Linked DNA regions of Homo sapiens: region 2 is linked to region 1. A link is an interaction called in ENCODE POLR2A ChIA-PET data of the cell type or tissue named here. Cell type or tissue: A673. All regions are shown on one strand. Each heading gives the region's core, and the rest is flanking DNA. Links, peaks and the distances in the headings are about the cores only.

What was found. Peaks named below come from ENCODE experiments on the same cell type or tissue, not always from the same donor. Only the 100,000 strongest peaks of a DNase experiment are listed, where the experiment ranks them.
Region 2: POLR2A ChIA-PET joins it to region 1 with 15 read pairs; 5 of 35 experiments call an interaction of 5 or more read pairs at or near these places.

Annotation. Positions count from the first base shown.
Region 1 is chr13:27,257,803-27,270,153 of GRCh38, forward strand. No RefSeq gene overlaps it. Among named protein-coding and RNA genes, the nearest start is that of RASL11A, 6.9 kb to the right of the region's middle. In A673, for the core only: no CTCF peak of the experiment used is centred there; no DNase peak of the experiment used is centred there; H3K27ac peaks cover 999 bases.
Region 2 is chr13:27,057,227-27,069,577 of GRCh38, forward strand. USP12 (ubiquitin specific peptidase 12) reads right to left here. Exons shown (of 9, transcript NM_182488.4): 9 at 8,930-12,158. The coding sequence ends at 12,057. It overlaps LOC105370124 (a long non-coding RNA gene), which reads right to left and starts at 4,923. Exons shown (of 2, transcript XR_941767.3): 1 at 1-4,923. In A673, for the core only: no CTCF peak of the experiment used is centred there; no DNase peak of the experiment used is centred there.

The DNA of each region.
Region 1 (12,351 bases), core at 893-8,892:
GGCAAGAGAATCATTTGAACCTGGGAGGCAGATATTGCAGTGAGCCGAGATTATGCCACTGCACTCCAGCTTGGGGAACAGAGTGACTCCATCTTAAGAAAAAAGTGATAAGCATAAAGTCAATATGTAGAACAGTTCTAACGCCACAAGATACCTCATGTTGCCTTACGTAGTCAGACCACCTCTATCTCCCCTCATCCCCACTGATCCCTAGCAAGCACCAAGCTAGCCTTCATTTCTTTGTCATTTCAAGAATGGGAATGACCAGGAATCATGTAAGTTAGATGTGACCCTTTGCCTTTTTTGACTTTTTTGCCTTTTTCGGATGCATCTTTCTCTGAAGGTGCATCCAAGTTGTTTCGTGTATTGTGTGTATTTCTATTGCTCAGTACAATTCACGGTATGAACGTATCACAGTTTGTTTAGTCATTGACCTGCTAAAAGACATTTGGGTTATTACCAGTTGTTAGCTGTTGTTTTTAAGGCTGTTAGGAGAATTCATGTACAGGTTTTTGTGTGAATGTAAGTTTTCGTTTCTCTGGGATAAATGTCCAAGAGTGCAGTTGCTGGGTCTTAACGGTAGTTCCATGTTTAGGTTTCTGAGAAACTGCTAAACTGTTTTCCAGAGAGTTTTCTACCATTTTACGTTTCTACCAGCAGTGCATGACTGATGGCAATTTCTTTGCAACAATGGGGATTAAGTTTCATCATGAATTTTGGAGAGGACATATTAAAACAGTACCATTCAATTGGAAACCTTTACTTAGCAAACATGGGTCCTTGAAATGTATCCTCACTAATCTTACTGACTGTAAGTCCATTTCATCCCCTAATTGATTTTATCTAACCTTTGAGATTCTACACAGTCAGTCTTGTTGCTACCTACTTGGGGTGTATTTGCTGTGTAAGGCAAAGACCTAGTAATATTTACTAAATGCTATGAAAGATCAGGCACAGTGGCTCACACCTGTAATCCCAACACTTTGGGAGGCTGAGGTGGGAGGATCACGAGTCCAGGAGGTCAAGGCTACAGTCTGCTGTGATTGTGTCACCGCACTACAGCCTGGGTGACAGAGCAAGACCCTGTCTCAAAAAAAACCATTTTTTAGTGTGAATGGAGAAAAGTCTAGTTGGTGGTCTTGAGTTTTTTCTAATGAAGCGAGATGGGTGGTATGTACAGCTTTGGGATCCCTCACACCTGGATATGAATCTCTGAATAACTGCCCCTAAGGATTCACATTCTAGTAGTGGAGAGTTGCATGTAAACATAATTATCACATTAGTCCTGTGTATTTTCCAATCATAGTTCATGGCTCAACAATGCATCTAGTTGAAGTCCTCACAGCCTGTCCCTTTAGTCACACTTGCCTTCTTCCCTTCATTAAAGCAGCTTCCAGAGTCCACACTTACTCATTCTGTTAATACATAGCAAATTGACCAATATGACTAAGTTTTCTTACGTGGAAGGAGATAATAAAAGTGCCCCTAAAAGGGTGATTTTTGAGAATTAGATGGGAATACTTACAAAGCACATCATGATGTTACAGTGAATATTCAGTTACGACCAACTTTTGTTTCATATTCTGTTGCTAATTGAGAATTTTGCGTTGTTTCTTTACAAATGCGTGCCAGGAGTATTTTGGATGTCCAAAATTAAGTCATTGCCTTCCAGTGAATCTAGAATTTACTAATATTTAGGTTTTAAGAGTATATGTGGCCTCCTTTTGTTGGGGGAGGGGGTGTGGTATGTTTCCCTGTTTACCATTTATCTGCTTCAGAGAGCATCCATAAAATTGAGCTCTATTAATGAATTGGTATTATATGCCTAACAACATTTGTTGACCACTTGATCTGTTTCATCTTCCTGGCTGCTTTGAGATGTGGGGACTACCATGTTTTATGAATAAGATAAAAGACTCAAGAAGGGAGAATAACTCACCAGTGGTTACACTGCCAGAAAGTGGCAGAGTTGGGACTTGAACCCATGATCCTCTTATGCCAAAGAGTTACTCTGTTTGCTGTGCTGTTTGACTACCAAGTGGATCCCAGAAGACTCCAATAAGTTAGTGTGTGGGTGGGTGGGTGGTGGGTACCAGATAGTGTCTGGAAGACCACATTATTTTTTGTAACAGCTTTGTTGAGGTATGATTGATAACAAAGAACTGCACCTTCAGTGTGTACAGTTTGATGAGTTTAGACAATTGGATGAGTGTGCAAACACGTGATACCGTCATGTATGTGACCCTTTGTAATCTGGTTTCTGCTTGTTTTCCCTTTCACTTCCTGTTACTGCCTTCCTACTTTATGCTTTAGATATTAGGGAAATAGGTTTTTTCAAGTTCTTTGCACATGCACTTGCCTTTGCCTGAAACATTTAGGCTTTCCTTTGGTCACTTGATGAGTTCCTGCTTGTCCTTTAGCACTCACCCTGTATTATCTCATAGATGATACCTTCCCTGATGGAAGTATTTTAAGGAGAGGAATGAAGAAAGCTCTTGGAATCGGAGAAGAGAGATACTTCTGGTTGTAATAAAATCCCCCACATCTTTGTTCCCATGACAGATGTGTTTGCTTCTGTTACAGTGTTTTTAACTTGTAAGGTTCTGTCTTCCCCACTACACCTGAGTTTAGGGACTGTCTCTTACTAAATTTTGCACTCTTCATGCCTGGAAAATAGTAAGCATTCAATAAATGCCCTTCAAATTAACGAGAGGATAATGAGAAAAAGACTGCTCTTTAAAAAAAAAAAAGGATAGATATGTCTGTGTTCAATCTTTACAAAACTATAGTGTTTTCTGAATTTTGAGGACTTGTAACCATTTTGCATATGAATATGTAGGATTGTTAAACCTCCCATGTAACGTGCAAAGATCAGGAGACCTTAAACATTCTTTTGTTCATTCTCCAACAAGTCATGTTACCTTCACTTTTTGTTGCCTCATCAGTAAAGTGGTATCACCTACCTGAGTATAAGGGGTTGGATAAAATGATTCCTATAGGCCCTTGGTGCATTTAGGTCTATGATTTCATATTTTAACACAACCAGATGAAATAAGTAAATTGTGACTTGTCAACAAGGAAATGAGGATATGAGGTGTCAATTCAGAGGGGCTGATGAAGTTGGGCATGAGAGAAAACGATGACATGCCGAATTGACTTAGGGGAACTACTATCCTTAGCACAGATATTCAGAAAATGAACTCTTCCTATTTGATGTACAGCATAGCAATTTTTAAAACAATCAGTGGCAATACTATGAATATACATAAAATTTTAGTATTTTGGATTAATCTTCAAAAATAGATTTTCTCGCACAATACTGGGTTGAAGAATATGTGTTTTTCAAATTATTGATTCACTGATGAATTGATTTACCAAAGGGTTATACCAGTTTGCACTCCACCTTCCAGGGAACATGCTTGTCTCACAGCATTCTCATCAGCATTGATTATTTTAATTTAATCTTTGCTACTTTGGTGAGAGAAAATACTTATTATTGAGTTTGGCTTCAGTTAGCTTCTGGAACCCTCTCCTGGTTTCCTTTTACCTGATCTGCAGTCTTTGCTGGTTCTGTCTTTCTGACCTCCAAATATTGAAGTACCTTTATACTTCAGGTGAGATTTAGCCTCATGGCTTTGAATACCATTTATATTCTGATGATTATCATGGCCTACAAAACCCTACATTATCTGTACTATAGCTACCTTTGCGACCTAGTCTTGTACCACTTCCTGCCCCAAAGTCAGATCCAATTTCATGAGCCTTCTCGCTGTGCCTTTAATATGCCAAGTGCATTCGTGCCTGAGGGCTTTTGTAAGTAAGTTGAAGTACAAAATATGAAGGAATGCTTTTGAAGGAGCGTGTTATGCTATGAAGGAATGCATTTCCTTCATCCTTCCCCATGATTTGTCCCCTTTAGTCAGCCTCTGCTCGAATTTTATCAAGATCTCAATATCCTATACAGACTTTATTCATTTTCTATATTATAAGTTATAGTACTTATCATTACACAATATATGTTTTGTTTAGTCGTCTGAGTTTTTATCAACTTGTATCTATAGATCTTTATCAAGGGGAATTTTTTTTCTTTCACAGTGTCTCCCTCGTCACCCAGGCTGGAGTGCAGTGACACGATCAAGGCTCACTGCAGCCTCGAATACCTGGGCTCGAGTGATCCTCTTGCTTCAGCCTCCTGAGTAGCTGGGACTATAGGAGCATGCCACCACGCCCGGCTAATTTTTGTGTTTTAGTGGAGATGGGGTTTCGCCATATTGCCCAGACTTAATCTTGAACACCTGGGCTCAAGTGATCTGCCCACCTCGGCCTTCCAAAGTGTTGGGATTTATAGGCGTGAGCCAGCGCACCTGGCCAGTAAGGGGATGTTTACTGGTACCTACTCTACTGTGGAATGAAGGGAAAAAAGACACATCATAAAGCCTTATTAAGGAGGTGACAGTATAGGAGGAACAGTAAGACCTAAATCCCTTCATAAAACAAGGTATCAAGGAGGGTAAAAGAGGAAAGAGTTGGTATTGACAGGGCTCTTGCCTCTGCCCTCTTGTTTCACTGATTATCCTGGTCTATGCAGTGGCGTGATCTTGGCTCACTGCAACCTCCGCCTCCTGGGTTCAAGAAATTCTGCCTCAGCCTCCCGAGTAGCTGGGATTACAGGTGCCCTCCATCACACCCAGCTAATTTTTTTGTATTTTTAGTAGAGATGGGGTTTTGCCATGTTGGCCAGACTGGTCTCGAACTCCTGACCTCAGGTGATCTGCTCGCCTCGGCCTCCCAGAGTTTTGGAATTACAGGCGTGAGCCACCACGCCCAGCCCAACTTGCTGCTTTTTTGACTTCAGCCTGCAGGCTTGCAAAAACCAGCAAATAAACCAAGCAGCCCTTCCTGTTGTGCCTTCCTCCTCCCTTTCATAGCTAAATTTCCTGGTCGCCCACTGCAAATCTGGCTTCCGCCTCCACCACTGATGAAACTGTACTCTTAAAGGTTACGAAAAGCTTGCTAATTAACAAATGTAGATACTTTTTTCCAATTTAATTTTATCCACATAATAATTGACACAGCCAACAAATGCTTTCTCTTGCAGAGGGTTCTGCCATCATACTTTACTGTTTCTTCTCCCTATCTGACCCCCTTCTAGCCTCATTCTGGCCCCTCCTAGATGTTCCACATTTGTCTCTCTCTCCTTTATAAATTATTCCTGGGTTATCTAAGCCAGAGGTTCTTAAAGTATGATCTCCCAGCTGGCAGCATCAGCATCATCTGAGATCTTGTTAAAAATGCAGACCTGGCCAGGGCGCGGTGGCTTACGCCTGTAATCCAGCACTTTGGGAGGCTGAGGTGGGCGGATCACGAGGTCGGGAGATCGAGACCATCCTGGCTAACACAGTGAAACCCCGTCTCTACTAAAAAATACAAAAAATTAGCCGGGTGTGGTGGCAGGCGCCTGTAGTCCCAGCTACTCGGGAGGCTGAGGCAGGAGAATGGCGTGAACCCGGGAGGCGGAGCTTGCAGCGAGCCAAGATTGTGCCACTGCACTCCAGCCTGGGCGACAGAGCGAGACTCCGTCTCAAAAAAAAAAAAAAAAAAAAAATGCAGACTTGCCCAAGACCCTCCAAATCTGAAATACTGGGGATGGGGCCCAGCACTCTATTTAACAAGCTCTCTGAGTGAATAAGATGCATGCTCAATTTTGAGAACCACTGGTCTACGTCTTTAGCCTTCTCTGATACTTGAGGCTCAGTTGCAGAGCTCACATTCTCTGAAGCCCCATATCTGTAGTTCCATCTTCCTCTTGGGCAGCTCCATCTGGATGTCCTGCAGATTAGGTTTTATAAGTGGGGAGATAATTAAATTGGAACCTCCGAACTTTGAGTAATGTGTGTGTGTGCTGATTACATGTCTGCCTTGAAATGCAGGTCCTGAGCAACCACCACAGATTGTGAATTTATAAATTAACCTCTTACTGTCCAATTTCCCTTCTTACACTTGTCAGTGAAAATGAAGAAAAATATCCTAACTATAAATTTTTTCACCCTATTTTTAAGTAATAGCCATGATTGTAAGTGAGGCTGTGTGGTTCCTTGAACTTTGAACTGAAGTCTGTTCTGATCTAGCCAGGTATTTTCTAAGGCCTTCTATTTTTATTCAGTTGAAACCAGTCCCAAAGGGTTAGATAAAATATATCACACTGTTTTTTGAAGTTTTCTTCTGAATGTTGTGGCAGAAACACACACTCAGGTTCTTGTCTCTTCCATATTCCCACTCCTGTAGTAGCATTTTCTCTGTACTAGGATGGAAAATTTGCTAAAATATAAAGAATTGCTAAAATATGAACAAGGTAGGTTTATCTTACTCTTTTTTTGTGCACAAGACAAAGGATTTAAAACTGGGTTGGATTTATTTGGAATGAGTGTTTATAGCATGTTTCTTCACCCCAGCTCCACTTAGAAAAAAATTGATAGCAAAAATCCTTCTCCACAGAATCTGTTCGACCAGTTGCTAGGTTATGAATAATAACAGTGAGGCAGCAGCTGCAGCTGCTGTTGCTGAGGTGGAAAATGTGCACAGAGGAGTGAATAAGCAGCCGAGGCTCTGCACTGTGATTCTTTTCAAACAGCCGTGTGTGGCGAGGAGCTGCTGACAGGCCACCACACAAAGCCACTAATGGAAGAGGCACACAAATGCTGTCGTACACACTTCTCCAGCAAGACTTGGATTTATGGAAATCATTTGGGTTGGAAAATAAATGGGGTACTCTTTACTGTCTCTGTAAAATGAGATGATGGCTTAGCTCAAGTGAAGATGATTGGATTTTTTTGGTTCCACCTAAGAAGGAAGAGAGGTTCAGATTAAATTAATTGCTCATGGGAGATGAGTAAGTAAACAGTTTTAAGATCTTTGAGGTCAGAGACCATATCATTTTGTTTTGTTTTTATTTTTTGAGACAGGGTCACCCAGGCTGGAGTGCAGTGGCACAATCACAGTTCACTGCAGCCTTGAACTCCTGGGCTCAAGGGTTCCTCTCACCTCGGTCTCCCAAAATGCTGGGATTACAGGCATGAGTCACCACACCAGGCCCATATCCTATTATTTGTAAGCTCCTAGTACTCATACTGTTGTATGTACAGTCTGCTCTTTGTGTCTGTATCTGTGAGTTCTGCATCCATGAACTCAACCAAGCTGGGATGGAAAATATTGGGACAAAAAATTGCATCTGTTCTGAACATGTACAAACTTTTTGCTTGTCATTCCCTAAGCAATACAGTATAACTATTTACATAGCATTTACATTGTATTAGGTATTATAAGTAATCTAGAGATGATTTAAAGTAGGAAGGAAGGGCCGGGCGCAGTGGCTCACGCCCATCGTCCCAGCACTTTGGGAGGCCAAGGTGGGTGGATCATTTGAGGTCAGGAGTTCGAGAGCAGCCTGGCCAACATGGTGAGACCCAGTCTCTACTAAAAATACAAAAATTAGCCGGGTATGGTGGCACACGCCTATAATCCCAGCTACCCAGGAGGCTGAGGCGGGAGAATTGCTCGAACCCGGGAGGTGGAGGTTGCAGTGAGCCGAGATCACACCACTGCAGTCCAGTCTGAGCAACAGAGTGAGACTCCATCTCAAAAAATAAAGTAGGAAGGATGTGCATAGGTTATATGAAAATACAACACTCTTTTTATATCAGGGACTTAAGCATCCCTGGATTTTGGTATTCTCAGTGTGTCCTGGAACTAAAGCCCTACAGATAACCCGAGAAACAACTGTAGAAGGAGCTCTTCTCCTCAAGAAATGATTAATGGCTTTCCATAGCCTCTGGATAAACTTTTTAGCATGCCATTCACAGTCTGGCCCCCAGCCTTTTGGGTCACTTACCACACCCTTCTCACTGTTGAGACTACTCAGAATTCCTCACACTTGTCATGTACCTCCATGATTTTGCGCATGCTGTTCCCTCAATTTGACAGGCCTTCGCCCTCCCCTGGTTTCCACCGATCACACCTGACTCACCTGCAGCCCAGCTCATGCTGAAGCTTTCCCTGATACTTGGATCAGACCTAACTCTCCCTGTGGCAGCTCTGTTGGAGTTTGCATCCTGACCTGCTCTGGCCTTCCATTACCAACACAGTGTTCTACAACCTGCTTTCTTTATTTTGTATTTTTTTTTTGAATTTTGAATTTTTTGAGGCAGGGTCTTGTTCTGGCCCACGCTGGAGTGCAGTGGTATGATCACAGCTCACTGCATCCTTGATTTGGGCTCAAGCAATTTTCCCACCACATCATCTTGAGTACCTGGGACAACAGGCATGCACCACCATGCCTGGCGAATTTTTCTTTCCCCTCTGCTCCCCTCCCCTCCCCTCCCTTCCCCTTTCCTTCCTCCCTCCCTCCCTCCCTTCCTTCCTCCCCTCCCCTCCCTCCCTCCTTCTTTTCTTTTATTTCCTTCTTTTTTCTTTTTTTGTAGAGACAGGGTTGAACACTGGCTTCAAGCAATCCTCCTGCCTTGGCCTCCCAAAGTGCTGGATTACAGGTGGGAGCCACAGTGCCCGGCTCTGCACCCTGCCCTCCATACCCGTGGAATGTGCCAAGATTAAAACTCAGAGGGCTTGAGGCCTGCACCACTATATGGCTCTGTGACTGGATAAGTTACTCAATTTGTCTAAACCACAATTTAGAGGATATTCTTTACCTGTTTCACAGGATTAATTAAAAATTAAGATAATATTTGAGAATTTTCTTGGTAAACTCAACAGTAATTTATAAATGATAGTGAATTTGATAAATTTCTTCACTACAGGGATGTCTGTGAAGGCAGGCAGGAGTGTGTTATACTTTGCTGTCTTAGTAAATGTTCGCTGCTCTTTATGTTCTGCGCAAGCACTTATCACAGAGCCTCACAGAGTCAATTTTCAGTAATTGTGCCTGCTGAGTTGAAGTAAAATAGGGAGCTGGTAGAGGGCAGAGCCATGATTCCTGTTTAGGGAGAGCACCTCAAAGGCAGGGGCTCTGAGGCTCCGGTAAACTCAATAGTCAAGGACTTAGGATATACAGGAGAGGGAGTTGATGTTGGGTTATGGCTGGGGTGGGGGAGTTGTTTGTGAACAAGAGGAGGACCCTTGGCAAAATTTTGCCTGATGACTAGAATTCAAGCTTTTATTTGACTGGGAAAGAGTTAATAACTTCCCAAGTGTGCTATTATTTGCATATTACCAAACTCTGGCCTTTATGCTCATTCTAAACACCCACAGATTTGTATATCTGTATCCATGCCTACGCATTTCTATTATCTTTTTAAAACCACTTCAGCACGCCTGTTATATTGGTTGCACCATAGTTTTACATAACTCTGGACACAAATTTAAAAGGAAATGGCAGAACACAAGCAGCAACAATTTAGGCAAGGCTATTTATAATTCTACAGTTCAGTCACTTACTGTCTTCACTAGAAGGTCATGGATTATTTTGTATATTTATAAATGCAAAGAGCTTTTCCAAGGAGAATGAAATAACATGTTGAGCTCTTCTGAGCAAAGGTGCAATGTAAATGCAAAGTGGAACATAATTATCACTGGGCAGAGAACAGTCTTAGGAATCTTCCTTATTGGCTGACCTTAAGCTACAATGGTCTTATTCCAGACTGGGAATGTAAAACAGAGAAGGAGGTGAGGAGAGACAGAGATACTCAGCATTCCACCAAGAAAGGACTCTTTTCCCTTGAAAGTGCTGGATTTTCACTCCAGGAAGGTGAATAGGGTTTATGGCAGATCTCCTTGGCAGTCATTCTCTCTGTGAGTTCTTGATTTTGGATGGGGGTGGTGGTATGTCCAGCTAGAGGGAGGAATCATGATTGTCTAAACTAGTCATGGCCATCCCAGTCTTCTTTGCTAGATACTTGAGTAATCTCTTTCCCAGTTTCTCTGTTCTGGCCAGTGAGATGTAAGAGAGAGTCTGCTGAGTTCTTGTGAGAACTGCTTTATTTCATAAAGAGAACAACTAAGAGAGTACTTCCTTCCCTTCCTGTTTGGGTAAGGACTTGATGCTGCAGGAGCCACCCTGCATCCATAAAGGAGAAGTCAAAAGGAATCAGAGACAACAGCCCAGACCCCCATCACGGAGCTGCACGTGACCCTGGAACTTAACAGCTTCCAGTTGTTCCCTAGACAGTCATTGTCTTTATGGTGCCTTTTCCCCCATCAGGGAGGAAGGTGCCTTGCTTCAAGTCTTTTCAATTAAACTGCAGTTTAACAGAGAAAATTGCCTTATGAACAGTCAAAAGTCAGTACAACTTAAATATGGCAGTTTATCTCAGGACATCTCCCAGCACACGTCTTCCTGAGAGCAAGCTGCTCTCAAAACCAAGGCAATGGGAAAATGGTCAGAAACATGACTTCTGTATTTTCCAGTTCATACACTGAAGACAGCATTCATTCATTCATTTGGAAAGTCAGCCAGTGAACAAACATTTATTAAGGACCTTGCCAGTCCCAGGTGCCACTATGTGCTGGGTACTAGAGTCACAAGCTAGAGTCCCTGTCCTCCTGGAGACAGACATGAAACAAATATTCCACCAGAAAGTAATGATAGTTGAGATCAGTGCCCTGAGAGTGAGTAACTGCAAGATAGGGGTGGGGACAGTGGCAGTGATCAGAGACGGCTTCTCCAAGGGAGGAACATGTAAACTGAAGTCACCATCTAGTCTAGATTAGTTTACTTCAGGATTATTCAGAATTCTGCAGATAAGAAATGAGGCCGGGCGCGGTGGCTCACGCCTGTAATCCCAGCACTTTGGGAGGCCGAGGCGGGCGGATCACGAGGTCAGGAGATCGAGACCATCCCGGCTAAAACGGTGAAACCCCGTCTCTACTAAAAATACAAAAAATTAGCCGGGCGTAGTGGCGGGCGCCTGTAGTCCCAGCTACTTGGGAGGCTGAGGCAGGAGAATGGCGTGAACCCGGGAGGCGGAGCTTGCAGTGAGCCGAGATTGCGCCACTGCACTCCAGCCTGGGCGACAGAGCGAGACTCCGTCTCAAAAAAAAAAAAAAAAAAAGAAATGAGAGCAGTAGGGATACAGAGGGAGACACCAAGAAATATAGGAGGAGAAATGATGGAACTTGGCGATTAATCAATGTGGAAGTGAGAGAGTGGGTAGAGTCAAGGATGTCTCCCAGGCTTGGGCCACTGGGTGGATGGAGACACATTCATTAGCATGGTCAATTACAAAAATGGACCCCATTCTCCATCACTCTCTGCTTCCTTGCCCTTTCACACGTGACTTTTCTGCTGTTTCCACAAAGGGGCGGAGTGTATTTCCCTACTCCTTGAATATGGGCTGGCCCCATGACTTGCTTTGGCCAACAGAATGCAGCAGAAGGGATGGGTTCCTTCTCAAGGCCTAGGTCTCAAGAGGCCTTATCCATTTCCACCCACTCTCTTGGAACTCTGCTCAGCTACCATGAAGGCAGGCCCTGGCCAACGTGCTGAATGAGAAGAGACATGTAACTCAGTCACTACCCTCCCTCATCACAGCCAACAGCTGCCAGACATGAGTAAGGCTATCCAAGGGCAGCCAGCCCCCACTTCCAGAACCTGGAAGCTCCCTGCAGATGCATCAAAGGGCTCAACAACTGTAAGTGATTGTTGTTCTAAGCCATCTAGTTTGGTGTGGCTTGTCATGCAGCAAAAACTGGTACAACCAGGGTAGAGAAAGGTATGAATTAGGGTGGGGCTGTCTAATAGGCGATTAGGCAAGTGAGGCTGGAACACAGGAGGTCAGAGGCATGAAGGTCTTCTAACTGTTCAAGGTTAAAGTCCTGAGGCTTCTGCTGTGCTATTTCTGGTGGGCTCCAGAAATCCAAGAACCAGTCTATAGCTCTGTGTCCTGTTCCTCACACTGCCCCCCACCCCACCCTAGACCCCACCATGCACCTAGAAGTAAATATTTGGATACTGAAGCAAATGCATGACTCAAGCACATAGGATAGTATTAATGATGGACACTTAGTGCAGGGCCAGGGCCCCCAGCCAGTGGAGTGCTCATGAGTGTTCAGGAATGAGCCAGTGCAACCCCTGCCTGCAGAGGAGGGGCTGGGCATGGATACTGAGATGCTAACCATCACTGCCCCTAAGGGGACTTCATCTATCCCTAGCAAGGTCACAGTGACTGCAGTTGCCTCCACTGATACTAATTCAGAGCTCTTGCCCCCCGCCCCCCGCCCTTTTCCCATATTAATGTTACCCCTTAGCATCTTTTCTTTTCTTTCTTTTTTTTTTTTTTTTGAGACGGAGTTTCGCTCTTGTGGTCCAGGCTGGAGTGCAGTGGTGCCATCTCGGCTCACTGC
Region 2 (12,351 bases), core at 1,467-9,466, 200 kb before region 1:
CAAAAACAGAACAGTAATAATAATAATAATAAACACCTTATGGTCAACAAGTGATCACCAGTCCAGATCTAGATTGGTGCTGGGAAGGATGCCAACAGACCTGTGTCAGAGAAAGTGACACTGCCACAGATAACTCTTGACGACAGAATTTCCTTAGAGAGCCTGGTAGCAAACCTAACCCCAAGGGGCTATCGCACCAGATGAGGCTGAAAGGCTGCACTCGAGTCATCTTACCTCCTGTTTGCCTGAAACATCTGCATCTATGACAGAGAGCAACATCCAGGTCAATTCCATTTGCTATTAGGCTGGCTTTAACCTATCTAGCAGTCAGTTCACTTCACAAAACTCTCCAAACATGTGCAAATTGCCAAGCAAATGAATTTTTTTTCTTGTCCTAAACCCTTTCAAGGGTTTTTAAGATGTGTCTTTCCATAAGTGAAAAGGAAATGTTTTATGCTAGATCAAATGATACAGATGCAACTAGTTTCTGGCAGAAATTTTCAATAGCCACTCACCAGCACTCTTCAACATGAGGCTGTTAGTTTGGTTTTACCAGTGTGTCCTCAATTATCAAATGCCTCAGAATCACTATAGACTTTATAACACAGTTTGTGAGCACACCAAAAACAGAGTCTAATTAAGAATCCTAATAGCCATTTCAACTCCACCTAATCTCAAATCCTAATAACTAAGTTTTGCACATGTGGGATGTGGGATAGGCTAATAGGTATACCCTGGGCATGTGAATTCCAATTATTCTCATTCCATTACAGCTCCCAGAACTGCTGAGCAAGGTCAATTTATTAAAAGCGAATGCTGGTAAACTGTGGTACATCCATACCATGAAACACTCATGCCCCCAAAGCTGGTTCTCTTCCTAGATTCTCAGCAAAAGCCTCCTCCATTGACCTAGCTGTGCAAGCCAGGGAAGCGCAGGCATCCTCCCCTAGGACTCCCTCCCATGGTTAAGGCTTGTCACCTTCTGAACTCTGCTCCACACCCAGCAGTATCTTCTACAAGGACTCATCTCCCAACCCCTGCACACTGTGGCACAGGATCCTAAACCTCATCTCGATTTGTAACTTCACACGCGGAAAGGTAAATTAATGGAATTTCAAATCAGTTCTAATCAATAGTTTAATAGGTAGTAAAATACAGAGTACAAATAATGTGTAGAAATCCAGATACTGCGATGCCCCTACTTTGTGTTCATGATAGGAATTTGTTTTTTGCAGAAAATTTAAAAATACATGTGTTCAACAAACCAATTTAATCAAAATGCAACAACTGATGATTTAGGGAATGATAAACATATGTAGTATTGGGAAAATAAGTCAGATGCTTATTTGCAGCTGTTTTCTGAGGTTTCCATTACATCTAATGGAATAATAATCTATTGTATCTAACGGAATAATAATCTATTCCATTGACATGAAATTTTATGTCTACTTTCCTCCTCATTCTATCATTTTTCCTTCTTAAATGTAAAACTTCAATAGGTTATAAATAACTAGCATCCAGTAAAAGTCCACCCACAAAAACATTCATTTTTGTAGCCTAAGAATATTGTTTGGAAAATGGTTTCTAACTGAAGGAAAAAGCTACCAGAAAAAAAAAAAAAAAAGTTCCAGCAACTAGTTTAAAAACAACACAATCATTGCATTTCTCATCTCAAAATGTGCAGACAGTATATTACTGTCTTGTTTCTGGGCCTGACAGTGGATACAGACTTTGTAATGACATGGCGAATACAGTGGTATCAAAATTCTATTTTATTCTCTGTAATCTTGCTTACGAATGACCCAGTGTGCACTTCAAAGATTGATGATTAAAGATAGCACAGTCATGCAAGGTGAATAGACCATCTCTCAGTTACTTTTTAATGTAAAGTCTTCTATCAAGCTAGTCACGATTCAGAGGCTCCTCAGTCTGAAGAACCTGAATCTTCAAAGGAAGGTGTTTTGAGAGATGGTGGGAAGTGTTTTATTAATGCAGCATAGACTTACCCAACACCAGTAATGTCACTTTGACACCACCCCGCCTGCTCACACTGAAGGTGATATAAACTTGACTGCCACTCTAAAATCTTCAGACTGGTGTTTTGTTCAACCCACCTCTGTTCTAGTCAGGAACTGGTGATGGGATAGTTGCCATCCTAATGACCAGTGGCAATGTAAACTCTCCCTATAGTGTGTTACAGCACTCTAGGTCCAGCTATTTTAAAGGACAAAGGACAGCATAATGCAGAACTAAATATGAGCCCTGGAATAGAAAATATGGGCCCAGGTCCAAAACGCCAGCGTTTTGGGAGGCCCAGGCAGGTGGATCACGTGGTCAGGAGTTCGAGACCAGCCTGGCCAACATGGTGAAACCCTGTCTCTACTAAAAATACAAAAATGAGCCAGGCGCCTGTAATCCCAGCTACTCGGGAGGCTGAGACAGAATTGCTTGAATCCGGGAGGCAGAGGTTGCAGTGAGCCAAGATCATGCCACTGTAGTCCAATCTAGGTGACACAGAGCAAGACTCCATCTCGAAAAAAAAAAAAAAAAAAAAAAAATATATATATATATATGCTCAGGCACTAGCTTGGCCATTTACCAGTGACCTTGGGTAAGTTCCCCAGTCTTAGCTGCCTCACCTGGGAAGAAGCTTAAGGTTATCCTGCGCAACCTTCTAGCCCAGGGGTGTCCAATATTTTGGCGTCCCTGAGCCACACTGGAAGGACTGTCTTGGGCCACACATAAAATACACTAACAATAGCTGATGAGCTAAAAATTTTTTTAAAAGGTTCATGTATAAATCTCATAATGTTTTCAGAAAGTTGATGAATTTGTGTTGGGCCACATGCGGCCTACAGTCCATGGGCCGCGGGTTGCACAAGCTTGTTCCAGCCAGTGTTAAGAACCCCACCTATGAACAGTCTAATGACGTACGTTTGACACTTTATTTCTTAGTATGTCAGCTCCTCTCCCTGCTGAACAACCAGGAAGCTCTTACTTGTACTCAGTATGTGGCTCTCTGTCCTTTTCAATGCAGTCCCAATTCAACCCTAGAAGCAAAACATCCCCTAGACAGCAGCTCTTCAAACGATGTATGAGAAGACAGGTGCTACACCCCGTGTAAGTTTTCCCTGAGCAATCCTGAAATGATTTGGTTTTCTGACAACTCTCCCCATGTCAGATCAACTCTGGCTTGGCAGAGACCTTACAGGAACACGCTAGAGAACTCCAGACGAATTGCATCCCACGGAATTCTAATCACCAAAACCCAGCTGATCAGAATCACCGGGGAACTTCTGAAAACTAGTTTTCTCATCTGCAGTGGATCAAAATCTTCAGGGATCAATCTCAGGAATCAAAACATTCTACTAATCATCCAGATTTGATCAAATCAATATAGCGGCACTACTTAAGACAGTTTGGCTAATGGAAAGCAAGCAGGAGGTATGAGCTTTCCTCAGTTATGTTTTATACCACAGTTTAATTATATGACAAATTGTTGAGAACAGGTTTTTTTCTTTTTTGAAATATGGTCTCACTCTGTCATCCAAGCTGGGTTGCAGTGGTGTGATAATAGCTCACTACAGTCTCAACCTCCTGGGCTCAAGCCTCCAAGTAGCTGAGACTACTGGTGCACACCACCACACCTGGCTAATTTTTTGTATTTTCTAGAGACAAGGTCTCCCTGTGTTGCCCAGGCTGGTCTCGAACTCCTGGGCTTAAGCAATCCTCTTGCCTTGGCCTCCCAAAGTGCTGGGAATACAGGCATGGGCCACCACGCCTGGCCAGAACAGATGATTTTTAAAGGATCCAGTTATTTAGATGCATTATAACAGATGTATATGATACAAAATAGAGTAAAATCTTTTTCTCAGGAGTTGGGGCTCTACAGTGGCTGCCTGAGTGAGAATTCCTCAAGAGTAATTTAGGGCCTTTCCTTAGGGAAAGGAAAGGGGAAAATTTAGTTTGATGGAGTCTTAGAAATTCTATTACCCAATAGTATCATAAGTTAATATTCTTAAATTGCAATTATACTTAGTATTTCCAGTCCCTTTGACTGCTGTTGATTTCCAGATTCCCATTTTGGGCTGGACAATCTGACTGCATCCCTGTGATTTCACCAATACTTTCCTACTCTGCATTCCTCCACCTACCCTGTAGAGTTGTATAAATATGTCCATTTATACAGCTGATTTTTCTAGGTTTCCTTTGATTCATTCTCATATGACAAATTCCTCAAGAGCAAAAACTAGGCCTTCATCTTTCTTAATAATGACTTACAGTAAGGATGGAAGTACTGGTTATTGCTAAAAAATCTTTTGATAGTCTCAAACTCTTTCAAAAAGTTGAAGAGGGTGGAACATTTCCTAACTCATTCTATGACAGCAGCATTACCCACACCAAAGCCTGACAAAGACACTACAAGAAATAAAAATTACAGACCAAAGTCTCTGATCAATATTGATGGAAAAATTGTCAACAAAATACTAGCAAGCTGAATTCAGCAGCGTACTAAAAGTATTATGCACAATAACCGAGTGGATTTATCCCTGGAGTACAAGGATAGTTTCACATATGAAAAACACTATAATATATCACACTGATAAGATAAAAAAAACATGTGATCTACTGGGCGCAGTGGCTCACGCCTGTAATCCCAGCACTTTGGGAGGCCGAGGTGGGTGGATCACGAGGTCAGGATATCGAGACCATCTTGGCTAACATGGTGAAACCCCGTCTCTATTGAAAATACAAAAAATTAGCCAGGCGTGGTGGCGGGTGCCTGTAGTCCCAGCTACTCGGGAGGCTGAGGCAGGAGAATGGTGTGAACCCGGGAGGTGGAGCTTGCAGTGAGCCAAGATCACGCCACTGCACTCCAGCCTGGGTGACAGAGCAGGACTCCGTCTCAAAAAAAAAAAAAAAAAAAAAGGGATCATCTCAATTGATACAGAAAATTTGACAAAATTCAATACCCTTGATTTAAAAAAAAGCCACACCCAAATTGAAATAGCAACATGATAAAGGCCATATATTAAATACCCACAGATAGTATCGTACTATGATAAAATACTAAAAGCTTCTCCTCTAAAACAAGAACAAGACAAGAATGCCTACTTCCACCACTTCTATTCAATGTAGTATTGAAAGTTCTAGCTAGAGCAATTAGGCAAAACAAGTAAATAAAGGTCATCCAAATTTGAAAACAGGCCGGGCGCAATGGCTCACGTCTGTAATCCCAGCACTTTGGGAGGCTGAGGAGGGTGGATCACCTGAGGTCAGGAGTTCGAGACCAGCGTGGGCAACATGGTCAAACCCCATCTCTACTAAAAATACAAAAATCAGACGGGCATGGGGGCGGGCATCTGTAGGCCCAGCTACTAGGGAGGCTGAGGCAGGAGAATCGCTTGAACCTGGGAGGTGGAGGTTGCAGTGAGCTGAGATCATGCCACTGCACTCCAGCCTGGGCAACAGAGTGAGACTCCGTCTCAAAAAAAAAAAAAAAAGTTTGAAAACAAAGAATTATCTGTTAGCAAATGGCATGATCTTATATGTAGAAAACCTTAAAGATTCCACACCAAAAAAAAACTAATAAAGCTAATAATTCAGCAAAGTTGCAGGACACAAAACCAACAAGCATCAGTTGCATTTCTATACACAATGAACAATCCTAAGAGGAAATTAAGAAAATAATCCCATTTATAATAGATCAATAATAAAATACTTAAAAAGACCTGTATGATAAAAACAACAAAAGGTTGGTCAAAGAACTTAAAAACCTAAATAAATGGAAAGACATCAGTGTTCATAGATTAGACTTAAAATTGTTAAGTCAATTTAATCTTTGAAAATCCCATCGACAATTTTTGCATAAACAGAAAAACCTAAGGTTCACATGAAACTCTGAGGGGCCTTAAGTAGCCAAAACGATCTTGAAAAAGAACAAAGTTGGAAGACTCATACTTCCTTACTTCAAAACTTACTACAAAGCTACATTAATCAAAACAGTGTGGTACTGGCTAAGCTCAGATATACAGACAAATGGGACAAAAGAGAGTCCTAAAATAAACCCTAGCATACATGGCCAACTGATTTTGGCACCTCGTTCAGTGGGAAAAGGACAGTCTTTTCAGTAAGTGGTGCTGGGAACACTGGGTAGCTACATGCAAAAGAATGAAGTTGACCCTTACATCACATACTAAAATTAACTCAAAATGGATCAAAGACCTAAATGTAAGAGCTAAAATAATACTCTTAGAAGAAAACACAGGGCAAAAGTTTCATGACATTGGATTTGGTGATGCTTTCTTAGATATACCAAAAGTAAAGACAACAAAAGAAAAATTAGGCCAGGTGAGGAGGCTCACACCTGTAATCCCAGCACTTTGGGAGGCCGAAGTGGGAGGATTGCTTGAGCCCAGGAGGTGAGAGCAGCCTGGGTAACATAGTGACAGCCCCACCTCTACAAAATATTTAAAAATTAGCTAGGTGTGGTGGCCTATAATCCCAGGTACTTGAGAGGTTGAGGCAGGAGGAGCACTTGAGTCCAGAAATTTGAGATTGTAGTGAGCCACTGTGATTGTGCTACTGCAGCCTGGGTGGGAGTGGGACCCTGGGGGGAAGGGAGGAAGGGAGGGAGGAAGGGAGGGAGAGGAGGAAGGGAAGGAAGAGGAGGAAGGGAAGAAAGGAAAGGAAGGGAAGGAGAAAGAAAAAAGGAGGAAGGGAAGAAAGGAAAGGAAGGGAAGGAGAAAGAAAAAAGACAGACTGGACTGCACCAAAATTTAAAATTTAAAACTGTGTATCAAAGGATACTACCTATAAGACAGTGAAAAAACAAACCACAGAAAGGGAGAAAATATTTGCGAACTGTACATATAAGGGGATATCCAGAATTTATAAAGAACTCCTACTACTCGACAGAAAAAAAAGCAAACAACTGGACAAAGAACTTGAACAGCCATTTCCTCAAAGATACACAAATGGCCAATAAGCACATGAAAATATACTTAACATGACAAGGCATTAGGGAAATGCAAATCAAATCACAAAGAGATACCACTTGCATACTTATTAGCATAGCTATTATAAAAAAAACTCAGAAAATAATAAGCATTGGCAAGAATGTAAAAAAACTGGAACACTGGTACATTGCTAGTGGGAATGCATAACGGTACAGCCGCTGTGGAGAACAATATAGCTGTTCCTCAAAAAGTTCTTTATAGAATTCCACGATTCAGCAATTCCTAGATCTATACCCAGAAAACCTGAAATCTGGGGCTCGAACAGATACTTGCACACCAATGTTCACAGCAGCGTTAGTCACAACTGCCAAAAGGTGGAAAAGACCCAAATGTCCGTTAATGGATGAATGTATAAACAAAATGTTGTATATACATAAATGAAGTCTTATTCAGCCTTACAAAGAAAGGAAATTATGGCACATGCCACAACATGGATGCACCTTGAAAATAAGTGAAATGACACAAGAGGACAAATAGTGATTATTCCACCTCTATGAGGCACCTAGAGCAAGTTCATCAAGATAAAAAGCAGAATGCAGGTTCACAGAGGCCGCGGGGAAGGGAAGTATGGGGAGTGACCATTTAATGGGTACAGAGTTCTTGTTTGGGACAATGAAAAGAATTCTGGAAATGGACGGCAGTGGTATCTGCACATGGAGAATGTACTCAGTGTCACTTAATTGGACACTTAAAAATGGCTAAAATAGTAATTTTTAGTTTTGTTTTTTTTTTTTTTGTTTTTTTTTTTTACCACAACAACAAAAATCTTTTGGTAAGGATAGCCACGGTTAGGAGCCTGGACACTGGAGTTATACCTACTTGAAACCTGGACCTGCTACTTTCCAGCTGACTGGCTCTAAGAAAGTTACTTAACCTCTAAAGAACCTTAGATTCTTCCTTTGTAAAATGAGGATGTCACTGTCTCACAGATGTGGTTAAGATTAACATTAAAAGAAGTAAAATATCGAGTACAGGGGCGATCACATAGCAGGCTATCACCCAAAAGCGATGGGTTGTTACTTCAGTAGCTCTGCAGACAGAAAACAGATGCAGTTATTATAGAAAACACATGAATGAAGAGAGATGGGGAAAGCCTTGACATGTTAACAGGCACAGGTACCGCTAACAGGGAATCATGAAAAAAGGTGTGTGGCAAGGGACTCTCAGCTTTTCAATAGTTCACGAAAACTTTTAGGTATACAGGATTTCATTTACTACAAGTTCAATATGAAGTGTGTGATACAGACGCTTAGAAAAGAGAATGTGATCGTAGGTCCCAACTGACAGTATAGTTCACCTGTCACTGTGCTTGTTCTAGGAACACTCTTTCAGAGACATGAATGAAAAACAGTGCTTCCAGAATAGGGCTCCCAGGAAGGATGAAGTCTCTGAAAGCCATCTAATACAAAGATCAGCCTTGAGATCAGAAGCACACTGGGAGAATGAAGGATGGGCTGAAAATAATGGCAACATAAATAACAACTCAAGTTACTCAATAATGGAACAGGCTTCCAGCACTCAAGTGCAGGTTGACTGACCACTTGTGAAAACAGATTTTACAGGAGCAATTACTACACAGGAAAGGAGGAGGAGCAGGAGAAACAGTGATCTTTAAGGTATTTTACCTATTTTACCCTCTAAGATTCTATGACTCTCAATGTTCAAATTTAAACTTTGAACTTTTCAGACATGCTATCACAGAAAGGTGACACAAGCTACTATGTGCTAAATAAATGCAGGCACATGTAGAATGTTGTTTTACACACATGCAATTCTGTTCTAGGGAAAATCTCTTTGGATACAGAAGTAGGAGCTTGGGCAAAAGCAGTAACACAGTTTCCAAAGTGTCTACTTCTAATCTGTAAATACATTTTAGGCAAAAAGGAAAAAACACACTTGAAACCCACAGGCACAAATAAACCAACTTTAATAGATATTATTTTGTATTTATATAGTGCCTTCTTCAAGAACCTTAAATGCTTTACAGACATTATCTCTAATTAATCCCCACAACAACCCTGTGAGGTAGGTATTACTCCCATTTTACAAGACAGGGAGACTGAAGCACAGAGAGGTTAAGTGACTTGCCCAAGGTCACACAGTTAAATTCACTGAAGAGCCAGGACATGAGCGCTTTAGCCTCCCAGCTCCCAGCCAAATACCTCATGATAGAATCTTTAATAAAAAGTGTTTTTAAAGAAAGTATCAAGAGTAGTTATGTTATGAAAATGAGGTCTTTCTACTGCCATCAAGGAAAGAAAAAACCCTATACTGATGGTTAGAGGCCCCAAGACCCACATAATACAACATTTCCCTCTTTCCCTGTTCCCAAGCCTCCTGGTTCCTGTCTTAAATAATCTTTTAAAGGTAAAATTTCCAAGACAGAAGCCATGTGACTTAAGAAGTGGGACTTAATTTAGAATATTTACTTTTAGTTACAATAATTTATAGAAATTTTTATTCCAATATACAAAATATGGGACAGCCATCCCAACAATCATGTACATAGTTACACGGCAATCAGCCACCACTTACAACTTACACCAGCCCCGCATTTTAATCACAGTCAACCAACATACAACCTCACGATGCTTTCTTCATGGGTCACTTTTCTTACTTACTATACCTGTATTTTTCCCCCAACCCTGACCCTATACGTTTTAAAAGTACATTTAGTTTCTGATAAACTTCAAAACATTTTACTTAGATCCAGCTGCATTAAGAAGAAAAAGTAAATGTAAAACTGTCACCCCACAATCCCTCCCCTGACAAATCATACTATGAAGTACGGTGTAGATGTGAACAAGTATGTGATTACCAGGAACTCAACACATACACTAGAACTTGCTTTAATATGAAATTTAACTTGGCTTTTACGGCATGTTTTTTTTTAATGCAAAAATGTAAAAACAAACACAACATAGTATTTCAATGCTGTACCTTTATGCAAATGACTTCATCTATCTTTCTTAAACATGTTGATATAGCTAATGTTAAAACTGACACAGCTTCACTTTCCTCTTTTTCTCTGTACCGAAAGCTGCAGAAATACAGCTTTAATTCCAAGACAATTTGGTTTAAGCCTTCAAAATAAAAAGAGTGCATCCACTTCCACTGCCCTGACTTTCCCCACACTGTTGATTGTGATTCTCTGTGGCATGTTGGTAGATCAGGCTGGCTTATATATAATTTGTACAAAACACCTCTAGCCAGGGTAAGGCTTTAGGAACTATCTTAAAAAGAAACTTGTCAAAATACTTTTTGATATTTTGTACAAATACTAAATATTATAATTTTCTCCCAGAACATCTGTTTAAGCAGCCCAATTAAGTGACTCTGTTAAAGGTCTGCTTATGGAAAAAATAGGTGAAGTCATTTCCTGAGCCAAAAGATACAGATAATAAATGTTAATAATAGCAGCAGACTAAAAAATTCCTTTTTGTTGTTTTCCATAGTCAACAGTTTTAGCAAAAGGACTTTAGAAAATGACAATTTTTTTTAAATTTACTGCCTGAAAAGAGTTTAATAAAGAACATCCAAGGCCTGATTGCTATTATTCTGAATATAATTTTCAATAATTTTCTGCAAGTTACATTTGGCTACTGTCAGACAACTTACTGATGCATGGAAAAACGTCCAAAAAAACTGCAATCGTTTACATATATTTTATGTTACATATATTACTTCTTAAAACCCCCAACAGAATGAAGTCTTAGCAAACACAGATTTTAATTTCTGAACACCCTTCCAGTAAGATTTGTAAAGGTGGGGGGAAGGGAAGGAAGGACTTGTCTTTTGTATTCCCGGTCTACTTGATTAAAATTTAATCTTTGAAGGGTTTGTTTAGCTCACTATCCAGGCTGCTAGGGTTATGATGAACATTATGACTTCTTTCCAGGGTAAAAAATGGCATCTGAAAATAACATAAATGCTATGACATGATTTTCCCAAGCATGATCTCAACTTGAAACATTAGAATACTTAAGAATTCTAAAGATTGGTATACCACCACTGCACCAGAATTTTTAATTATTCCAACAACTACAGGAATTTTTAAAATAGTTTTTTAATTTTATGAAATTAAAGCTGAAGAAAATAACTGATTTAGAAACCATAATAAAAGGACAAATATTTAGCCAGAGATATCAGTTCCTCCTGAAAAAGGATATTTATCTCCTCTCACTGCAGTTTTTCTCAAGGTATCTTAACTGATTTCAGATAGAAATTAAAATTCACCTTAAAAATAGAAACAAACAAAAGGACAACTTAAACTGACATTAACTAATAAAAATATGTTCAAATTTACTGACAGAATCATGGGCACTTCATATAATACTTAGACTCTACCAGTTTTAAGTAAAATAAATAAGGAAAAAATTATAATTACAAAGCCAGTCTTTCCCCTTGGGGAAACAAAAAGCCACTTTTGACCAATTGCTCCCTACATATACATATACTGTATATTATTATAAGCTTCTTCAGAGAAGCAAAACATCTTTGTCTTCCCGACACTGGATTATCTAGCATGTTAGTTTTTACATCAGGAAGGCAACTGCAAGTGTTGGGCCCAAAAGTATTTCTGGTTTACTCTTGAAAAGACCACTGAATATGCTTCTATACATACTGAACCAGGCAAATTTATGCAGTGTGTTCAACATCATCTCCTTATCAATACGGCACAGATTCCGATTCTTTCTACTGCACCCCCAAGGAATTCAAAGCATTATTGGTGCAATTAATAAAGAGAAAATGCGTGCCAATGACTGGAAGGCTGTTTTAAAAGAGGAGCTGGTATCTCTGATTTCACCTCCTTGTTGTATGGAACTGTACAGACAGCATGATACCTGAGCAAATAAATCAACTACCATGATCGGAAGGGCTTGTCAATCCATCGTCTTTGCTTTATCGTGTGCAAAGTGTGCTACTGCCCCCTGAGCTTCCTGCATTTCTCTTTTCTTGAAAAATCAGTGCTTGATCCTTTCCAAAATAACCAGAGAAGAAATGAGGCAGAAAGTGTCTCTTCATCACGGTTCCCTCTCAGTCCCGAGACTGATAGAAAAGGATGTAACCAGACTCAGAGTTCTTTGAGATATCTGATGTCAACCCGTAGAATTCTTCAATAGCTTGTGCATCTATTTTCTGTGAGGTAAAATGTAAACATTAGTACATAAATGAGCTCTGTACAGCCAGAATGGCTTAAATTTAAAAGACTGACAATACCAAGTATTTGGTGAAAATGTGGGGAAAATGGAACTCTCACACACAGCTGGCAGGGCACACCAAAAAAATGTTTATAAATACCTATCTTCTAAAGCTGAACATACAACTACCC